Regions from separate parts of the Homo sapiens genome. Here region 1 is linked to region 2. Evidence: read pairs that join two places in POLR2A ChIA-PET (ENCODE). Cell type or tissue: Panc1. All regions are shown on one strand. Each heading gives the region's core, and the rest is flanking DNA. Links, peaks and the distances in the headings are about the cores only.

What was found. Peaks named below come from ENCODE experiments on the same cell type or tissue, not always from the same donor. Only the 100,000 strongest peaks of a DNase experiment are listed, where the experiment ranks them.
Region 1: POLR2A ChIA-PET joins it to region 2 with 13 read pairs; 4 of 35 experiments call an interaction of 5 or more read pairs at or near these places.

What each region holds. Positions count from the first base shown.
Region 1 is chr6:158,720,827-158,725,222 of GRCh38, reverse strand. All of the region lies in intron 10 of SYTL3 (synaptotagmin like 3), which reads right to left. Among named protein-coding and RNA genes, the nearest start is that of MIR3918, 42 kb to the left of the region's middle. RefSeq lists enhancers at 4,110-4,209, 4,280-4,329, 3,962-4,396. In Panc1, for the core only: no CTCF peak of the experiment used is centred there; no DNase peak of the experiment used is centred there.
Region 2 is chr6:158,923,927-158,928,322 of GRCh38, reverse strand. It overlaps the pseudogene RNU6-293P. Among named protein-coding and RNA genes, the nearest start is that of LINC02901, 56 kb to the right of the region's middle. In Panc1, for the core only: no CTCF peak of the experiment used is centred there; a DNase peak (open chromatin) is centred at 1,672.

The sequences.
Region 1 (4,396 bases), core at 160-4,159, 200 kb after region 2:
TTAGTAAAAGTCTTAAGTCCAAATTTTAGCCTTAATAAATGGTCCTGGCATTTAATCACTTGATATATAATAATTAGCCTGATAAGCAGAGTTTTAGCTCTAAGATGCTTATAAAAAGGGAAAAATCAAAATATGTCTCTAAATTTTCTAAAAATACTTTGCTAACAGTTGATGCTTTTTTTATTTTTTCTTTCTTTTTTTGAGACGGAGTCTTGCTCTGTCACCCACACTGGAGGCTGCAGTGCAGTGGCACAATCTTGGCTCACTGCAGCCTCCATCTCTCGGGTTCAAGCAATTCTCCTGCCTCAACCTCCCAAGTGGCTGGGACCACAGGCATGTGCCACCACACCTGGCTAATTTTTGTATTTTTAGTAGAGATGGGGTTTCACCATGTTGGTCAGGCTGACCTCAAACTCCTGACCTCAAGTGATCCACATGCCTCAGCCTTCCAAAGTGCTGGGATTACAGGCGTGAGCCACCACACACAGCCAAGCTGACATTTCTATGATGTATACAGTTGTGTTTTCCAATATGGTAGTCACTAGCCACACATGACTACTTAAATTAATTGAAATCAAACAAACTTAACTTCTCAGTTGCGCTAGACCCATTTCAAATGCTCCATGGCCACATGCAGCCCTGGGCATTGTGTGGACAGCTCACATAAAGATCATTCCCATCCCTGCAGAAAAGTTCCATTGGAACACAATGGGCAAGGTGGGAAAACCTCTTAATGACTGAAAATATACAGTTTCCAAGTGGAGACTTTAGTTTTTGGTGGTGGGTTGAAAGCAGAACTCAGAAATACAACAGTTGCCCCACAGTCATAATTTTCAGGAAGAAAATACTAAGTGAGAATATGATAGAACAAATGAAAGAAAGGATTACCTCCAAATTATTTATGCTTTCCATCCCCAGAATGCCAACTTAATTCCTACAGACATTTATTTATTAAGCAACACTATATTCACAGCACTATGCTAAATTCTGGGGGCTGGAAGAGTAGAAGGGGAGGAAGAGAGAAGAAAGAGGAGAAGATGAAACGTCCATCCTCCAAGGGCTCACTAGCTAGTAGGAAGACAGAGACACCATTCAAATGGAAGCACCAGCCAGGTCAATGGGAAAGAGGCCAGGGACAGTTTCTCCAGCACGCAGGCCTCTGGGGGATGGTCTTCAGTGAGGCTGCAATCACCCGAGAGGATGCTGAGGCTGGCTGGGGTAAGCCTGAGAGGGAAGGCCTTCCACCTGGAGCAGCTGGTGACGGTTAAACAGAAAGCACGTCCTAGACCTACAGACACGTAGACACGTGGACACAGATCACAAACACATAGGGGATGTGTGATGTTGTCTGAGGGGACACTAAAGGTGTGACAGAAGTGTCAATCAAAGCTACAGCGGAGGAGCCAGAGGCTGGAAAAGCCAGAAGATCCAATGGGAGGGGTTCAAGAATGAAGGTGTGCCAGAGGAAAAAGTAGGAGAAAAAGCTTACCTGCAGTTAAAGAAAGGCACATTTTAAATAACTGCCCATTATATTGGCAAATGTTAAAAATTATAAAGTTGAGTTTTACTAGAAGAAAGTCCTGGAGATGGATGGTGGTGACAGGTGCACAACATTAGCAATGTTTTCAATGCCGCGAACTATACACTTAAAACGGCACAGATGGTAAGTCTTATGTGTATTTTACTATAATAAACATTTCGAGGAAAAAAAAAGGTACAAAGTTGAATGTTGGCAAGAGTGCTGGAAAACACGTGACTCTGCCTTGCCAGTGGTCAGGTAAATGGAGTCAACGTCAGTGGAGGGCAACTTGGCAGCATGAACTAAAAGCCTTAAAAAGTAGCTGTTAGGCTGGGCTTGGTGGCTCACACCTGTAATCCTAGCACTTTGGGAGGCTGAGGCAGGCAGATCACGAGGTCAGGAGATTGAGACCTGGCTAACACGGTGAAACCCTGTCTCTACTAAAAATATAAAAATTAGCACGTGCCTGTAGTCCTAGCTACACAGGAGGCTGAGGCAGGAGAATCACTTGAACCCGGGAGGCAGAGGTTGCAGTGAGTCGAGATCATGACACTGCACTCCAGCCTGGGCGACAGAGCAAGACTCTGTCTCAAAAAAAAAAAAAAAAAAAAAAAGAGTAGCTGTTAAAAAGAATAACTGGCCAGGCATGGTGGCTCACACTTGTAATCCCGGCACTTTGGGAAGCCGAGGCTGGCAGATCACCTGAGGTTAGAAGTTCAAGACCAGCATGGCCAAAATGGAGAAACCCTGTCTCTACTAAAAATACAAAAATTAGCTGGGTGTGGTGGCAGGCGCCTGTAGTCCTAGCTACTCAGGAGGCTGAGACAGGAGAATGGCTTGAACCTGGGAGGCGGAGGTTGCAGTGAGCCCAGACTGTTCGCTCGCTGTCTGGGTGACAGAGCGAGACTCCATCTTAAAAAAAAAAAAAAAAAAAAAAAAAACAGAAAAGAGAGAAAATCTTTTTCCTCCACCTCTGTCCTCAGTTCCCCTCCCCAGAGATAGCCCCTCCTGACGGTTTTTAGGCATCCTTCCTGTTTAACAGGTGCATGTTTTTATGGCCAATATAGGTCAATACTGTACATTCATAACATATACAATAAAATCCCAGTGGAATGCACAGAAGAGGAGAGGTAAGAATTCACTTCTTGAAGAATTCTGGCCCAGATGCTTAAGTCAGCATTTTTGAAGGGGTGTTTTCAGAACATGTGGTTCAAACTTAACAGAGAAGTGGTGTGGAAAAGATCCTGAGCTGTTTTCTCAGTTAACATCCCCGAGTCACCGCGTGATTTTAAGGTGGGAGGATCACTTGAGCCCAGGAATTCAAGACCAGTCTGGGCAACATGGTAAAACCCTATCTCTAGAAAAAATACAAAAATTAGCTGGGCAGAGTGGTGTACTCCTGTAGTCCCAGCTACTCGGGGGTGCTGAAGTGGGAGGATCACCTGAGCCCAGGAGGTAGAAGCTACAATGAGCTGTGTTTGCACCACTACACTCCAGCCTGGGTGACAAAGTAAGACCCTGTCTCAAAAAAACAAACAAACAAACAAACAAACAAAAAAAGAAAGTTATCTACTACTTCTGTGCCTCAGTGTAGCCACTTGCAAGGTGGGCACCAGCATCCTCTACTTCCAAAGCAGGGCCACCGTGTTCTATAATTAATATTGATGAAATATTAATAATCTGATGAAAATGAGAGGAATTTTGGTGAGCTCCCCAGCTAAGGCATGTGTAATTGCAGTCTGATGAATGTTCTATTTAAAGACGTACTCCTGGACCAGGCGCAGCGGCTCACACCTGTAATCCCAGCACTTTGGGAGGCTAAGGCAGGCATCCGATTGAGCTCAGGAGTTTGAGACTACCCTAGGCAACACAGCAAAACCCCATTTCTACTAAAAATCCAAAAATTAGCCAGGTGTGGTGGTGCATGCCTGTAATCCTATCCACTCAAGAGGCTGAGGCATGAGAATCACTTGAACTGGGGAGGGAGAGGTTGCAGTGAGCCAAGATTGTGCCATCGTACTCCAGCCTGGGCAACAGAATGAGACTCTGTCTCAAAAATAAATAAAAATAAATAAATAGAAGTGTACTCCTTATATTTCAACCCAATAGTTATTTAGCATTTATAGATCATACTATCATTGCTGAGTACTTTATAAACATTTGGCTAAATTGTCCCTTATAACAGCCATATCTGGCTGGGCGTGGTGGCTCACACCTGTAATCCTAGCACTTTGGGAGGCCTAGGTGGGAGGATTGCTTGAGCCCAGGAGTTTGAGACCAGCCTGGGCAACATCTCTACTAAAAATAAAAATTAAAAAAAATCAGCCAGGCATGGTGCCATATCCCTGTAGTCCCAGCTACTTGGGAGGCTGAGGTGGGAGGATCACTTAAGCCTTCGAGATCGAGACTACAGTGACCCACGATATCACCACTGCACTCCAGCCTGGGCAAGACAGCGAGACTTGGTCTCAAAATGAAACAAAGAAACCAACCCAGCCACAACCTCAATTAAGGTGGGGAGAGAGAAGGCCTGCAGAAAGTTGGAAGCGTTCCTGCCAAGAGCATGGCTGAGAAGTGGACACACGCATAACAATGTCTACTTGGATTGGCTCTCTCCCCACTGTCTCCCCACCGTCTCCCCTGCACCCCACCACTTCTATCCCTGAGCTCCCTTAGCCCTTCAGACAACCCTGGCCAGGCTCTGGGCCATGTGCACATGCAGCAGGGGAGGGGGCGTGCCGAGGACCCACGGGCCATCCTCATGCAGAACGCCACAAGCCCAGCCTGTGGTGCGTGGGATGAGCCACCACACAGCACATCACGGTGCAAATGGGAAATGCGTCTCACCTCTGGGGCGTGGACAGGGTGTGGTTGGTC
Region 2 (4,396 bases), core at 119-4,118:
ATGAAAAAGAACAAAATAATGTCCTTTGCAGCAACATGGATGGAGCTAGAGGCCATTATCCTAAGCAAACTAACAAAGGAAAAGAAAACCAAATCCAGCATGTTCTCACTTATAAGTGTGAGCAAAACACTGAGTACACGTGAACACAAAGAGGAGAACAATACACACAGGGGCCCACCTGAGGGTGGAGAGTGGGAAGAGGGTGAGGATGGAAAAACAACCTAGCAGGCATCATGCTTATTACCTGGGTAATGAAATAATCTATACAGCACACCCCAGTGACATGATATTTACCTACATAACAAACCTGTACATGTACCTCTGAACCTAAAATAAAAGTTGAAAACAAAAAAAAGAAGAAGAAATTCTCAAAAGGTTAGGCAATGAACACGTAGGTATGGGACTTTGGGAATACTGACGGTGTTTATTTCTAAAGTCATTAGGCCATTGTCCTTGGGTTCACTTCATAATAATCCATTATTCTGTGCATTTAAATGTATTTTTTGTATGTATTCTATATTACACACATTTTAAAAGGTTTAGAAACTTTTTTTTTTTTGAAACAGAGTCTTGCTCTGTCACCCAGGCTAGAGTGCAGTGGTGCGATCTCAGCTCACTGCAACCTCCACCTCCTGGGTTCAAGCCATTCTCCTGCCTCAGCCTCCCAAGTAGTTGGGACTAAACGTGCCCGCCACCATGCCTGGCTAATTTTGTATTTTTAGTAGAGACAGGATTTCACCATGTTGGCCAGGATGATCTCAATCTCTTGACCTCATGATCCCCCCACCTCAGCCTCCCAAAGTGCTGGGATTACAGGCATGAGCCACCGTGCCCTGCCTTGAAGCATTTTTAAAAGAAAATGATTCATACTATATGTTTTTATGAAAGTACATACTGACAATAACAGTACTAACCTGTATGGTACAATAAAAATATTAAACTTTAAGATGCATAACAAATGCAATTGTGTCTCAGGATCTAGGTCTTCAGCTATTTGCAGTAATCTTTTTTGGTTTTTTTGTTTGTTTGTTTGTTTTGAGACGGAGTCTCACTCTGTCGCCCAGGCTGGAGTGCAGTGGCACGATCTGGGCTCACTGCAACCTCTGCCTCCCAGGTTCAAGCGATTCTCTTGCCTCAGCCTCCCGAGTAGCTGAGACTACAGGCGCACACCACCATGCCCAGCTAATTTTTGTATTTTTTTTAGTAGAGACGGGGTTTCACCATATTGGCCAGGCTGATCTTGAACTCCTGACCTCATGATCCACCTGCTTCGGCCTCCCAAAGTGCTGGGATTACAGGCGTGAGCCACCACACCCGGCCACAATAATCTTTAATGATTTTTTGAACAGTGAACTTCTATGTCATGATTTAACCAATAAACTAAATTTAAAATGAAAAAAAAAGATAAAAATGGGCTGGGTACAGTGGCTTATGCCTGTAATCCTAGCACTTTGGGAAGCCAAGGTGGGAGGATCACTTGAAGCCAGCAGTTCAACACCAGCCTAGGCAACGAAGCAAGACCTCAACTCTATAAAAAAAATTTATTTTAATTAAAATTACAATTACAAAAAGATAAAAATGGTACACCTGAATGGCGCACTTACCATGGACGAGGCTTACAGGAACGGAAGTTGCCCTGGATGAGTCAATGAGTGAGTGAGTGGTGAGTGAATGTGAAGGCCTAGGGCATTACTGTACACTGCTGTGGACTTGATAAACATTGTACACGTAGGCTATGCTAAATGTGTAACAAGTATTTTTCTTTCTTCAGTAATAAATTAAGGAATGACACAGAGAAGATCAGCATGGCCCCTGTGCAAGGATGACATGTGAATTAATCTGTTCTCACATTGCTGTAAAGAAATACCCGAGAGTGGGTAATTTATAAAGGAAAGAAGTTTAACTGACTCACAGTTCAGCATGGCTGGGGAGACCTTAGAAAAGAAACACAATCGTGGCAGAAGGCAAAGGAAAAGCAGGGCACCTTCTTCACAAGGCAGCAGGAAGGAGAAGTGAGTGCAAGCAGGGGAAATGCTAGACATGTATAAAACCATCAGATCTCGGCAGGGCGCGGTGGCTCATACCTATAATCCTAGCACTTTGGGAGGCCGAGGCGGGCAGATCACCTGAGGTCAGGAGTTCAAGACCAGCCTGGCCAACATGGGGAAACCCCGTCTCTACTAAAAATACAAAAATTAGCCGGGCAAGGTGGCAGGTGCCTGTAATCCCAGCTACTCAGGGGGCTGAGGCAGGAGAATCACTTGAACCCAGGAGGCAGAGGTTGCAGTGAGCCGAGATCATGCCATTGCACTCCAGCCTGGGCTACAGAGCAAGACTCTGTCGCAAAAAAAAAAAAAAAAAAATCAGATCTCATGACAACTCACTCACTATCACAATAACAGCATGGGGGAAATTGCCCCTGTGATCCAATCACTTCCCGCTGGGTCCCTCCTATGACATGTGGGGATTATGGGGATTACAATTCAAGATGAGATTTGGGTGGGGACACAGCCAAACCATATCAACATGTAAATTCATGCAGTGTTCCATATTTTAAAAGAATATTATTATAATAAATTAATTATAAATTATATAATAATATTATAATAAATTAACCTTAGCTTACTGTAACTCTCTTATTTTATAAACTTTTTAATTTGTTTTAACTTTTTGACTCTTTTACAAAACAGCTTAAAACACAAACGCATTTTACAGCTTTACAAAATTATTTTCTTTCTTTGTATCCTTATTCTATAAACTTTTTTCTATTTTAAAAATTTTTTTATTTTTTTTTACTTTAAAAATTTGTTGTTACAAACTAAGACACATACATATACATTAGCCTACACAGGTTCAGGATCATCAAGATGTGACTGGGTGATAGGAATTTTCCAGCTCCATTATACTCTTATGGGACACAGCAAATATACCATTGCTGTATATTTGGTTCATAGTTGACTGAAACTGGTACGTGACTGTCTGTACTTAGCCTTAAAATTCCTTCCTTCCTTCCTTCTTCCCTCCCTCCTTCCCTCCCTCCTTCCCTTCCCTTCCTTCCCCTTCCTTCCTTCCTTCCTTCTTTTCTTTCTTTCTTTCTTTCTTTTGACAAGAGTCTCACTCTGTTGCCTAGGCTAGAGTGCAGTGGCGCAATCTCAGCTCACTGCAACCTCTGCCTCCCATGTTCAAGTGATTCTCCTGCCTCAGCCTCCCCAGTAGCTCCTGCTTCAGCTTCCCCAGCACAATTTTGTATTTTTAGTAGACACAGGGTTTCACCATGTTGGCCAGGCTGGTCTCAAACTCCTGACCTCAAGTGATCCACCTGCCTCAGCCTCCCAAAGTGCTGGGATTACAGGCATGAGCCAATACACTGGGCCTTAAAATTCTTTTTCAATTAAATTATTGGTTAAAAGAAAGAAATAGAAGCAGAGGGCCATTCTGTGTGTGTTGAAGGTTGTTTGAAGCCCTTCTCTCTCCCTCTCATCCTTCCCTCTTGTCCCTTTCCTTCCTCCTCCTTCTCCCTCTCTTCCCCTTCCTTCTCACTTCCCCTCCCTCTTCTCCCTCTCCCCTTCCGCTTCCCCTTCCTTCTCTCTTCCCCCTCATGCCCACTCCTCCTCCCCCACCCGCTTTCCCTCCCTCTTTCTTCCTCCTCCCTCTCCCCCTTCCCTTCCCCCTCACTCTCTCCCACTGTGTCACCCCATCCCTAGGGCAAAGCATGGCCAGGAGGTGTGGGCTGTAAAGCACACATTACCTAGAAGCTATATTATTTCCCAGAGAAAAGAGAGCTTCTGTGGCTTTGCCCACCAGATTTCCAATAAAAGGATTCATCTTAGACCAGCATGATTGCAGCTAATGGAGAGCTTGCCAGCTTCTAACTTTGCCTTTCACTGAGGATCCATGTGGGCGTGTTCGGCTGTGACTGCTAGGATAAAGATCAGTTACAGAAATAGCTTTGGAGCTGTTAGGATGATGACTCTTTTTTACGGCAGACCATTAACAACTACATCAAATTACCCATGTGAATTATGAGGTGTAGTAGGGTGCCCGACCTTCCGCTCATTATGTGGGACCCAGTAGTTATTGCAGGTCAAATCATGCATAATTGCCAAGGGCATTTTTACGTGAACTTTGCCAGTCATTTCTTGATGCGGTCCCTTAAGATTATATTACCATATTTGTATTTTACCTTTTCTGTTTAGATACGTTTGGAGACATAAATACTTCCTATTGTGCTGCAATTGCCTGCAGTACTCAGTACTTGCTGTACAGGTCCGTAGCCTGGGAGCAATGGGCTCTACCACTTAGCCTAGGTATGTGGTAGGCCGATACCATCTAGGTTTGCGTAAATGCACTCTATATGTTTCCAAAACAACACAATTACCTAACAATGCACTTCTCA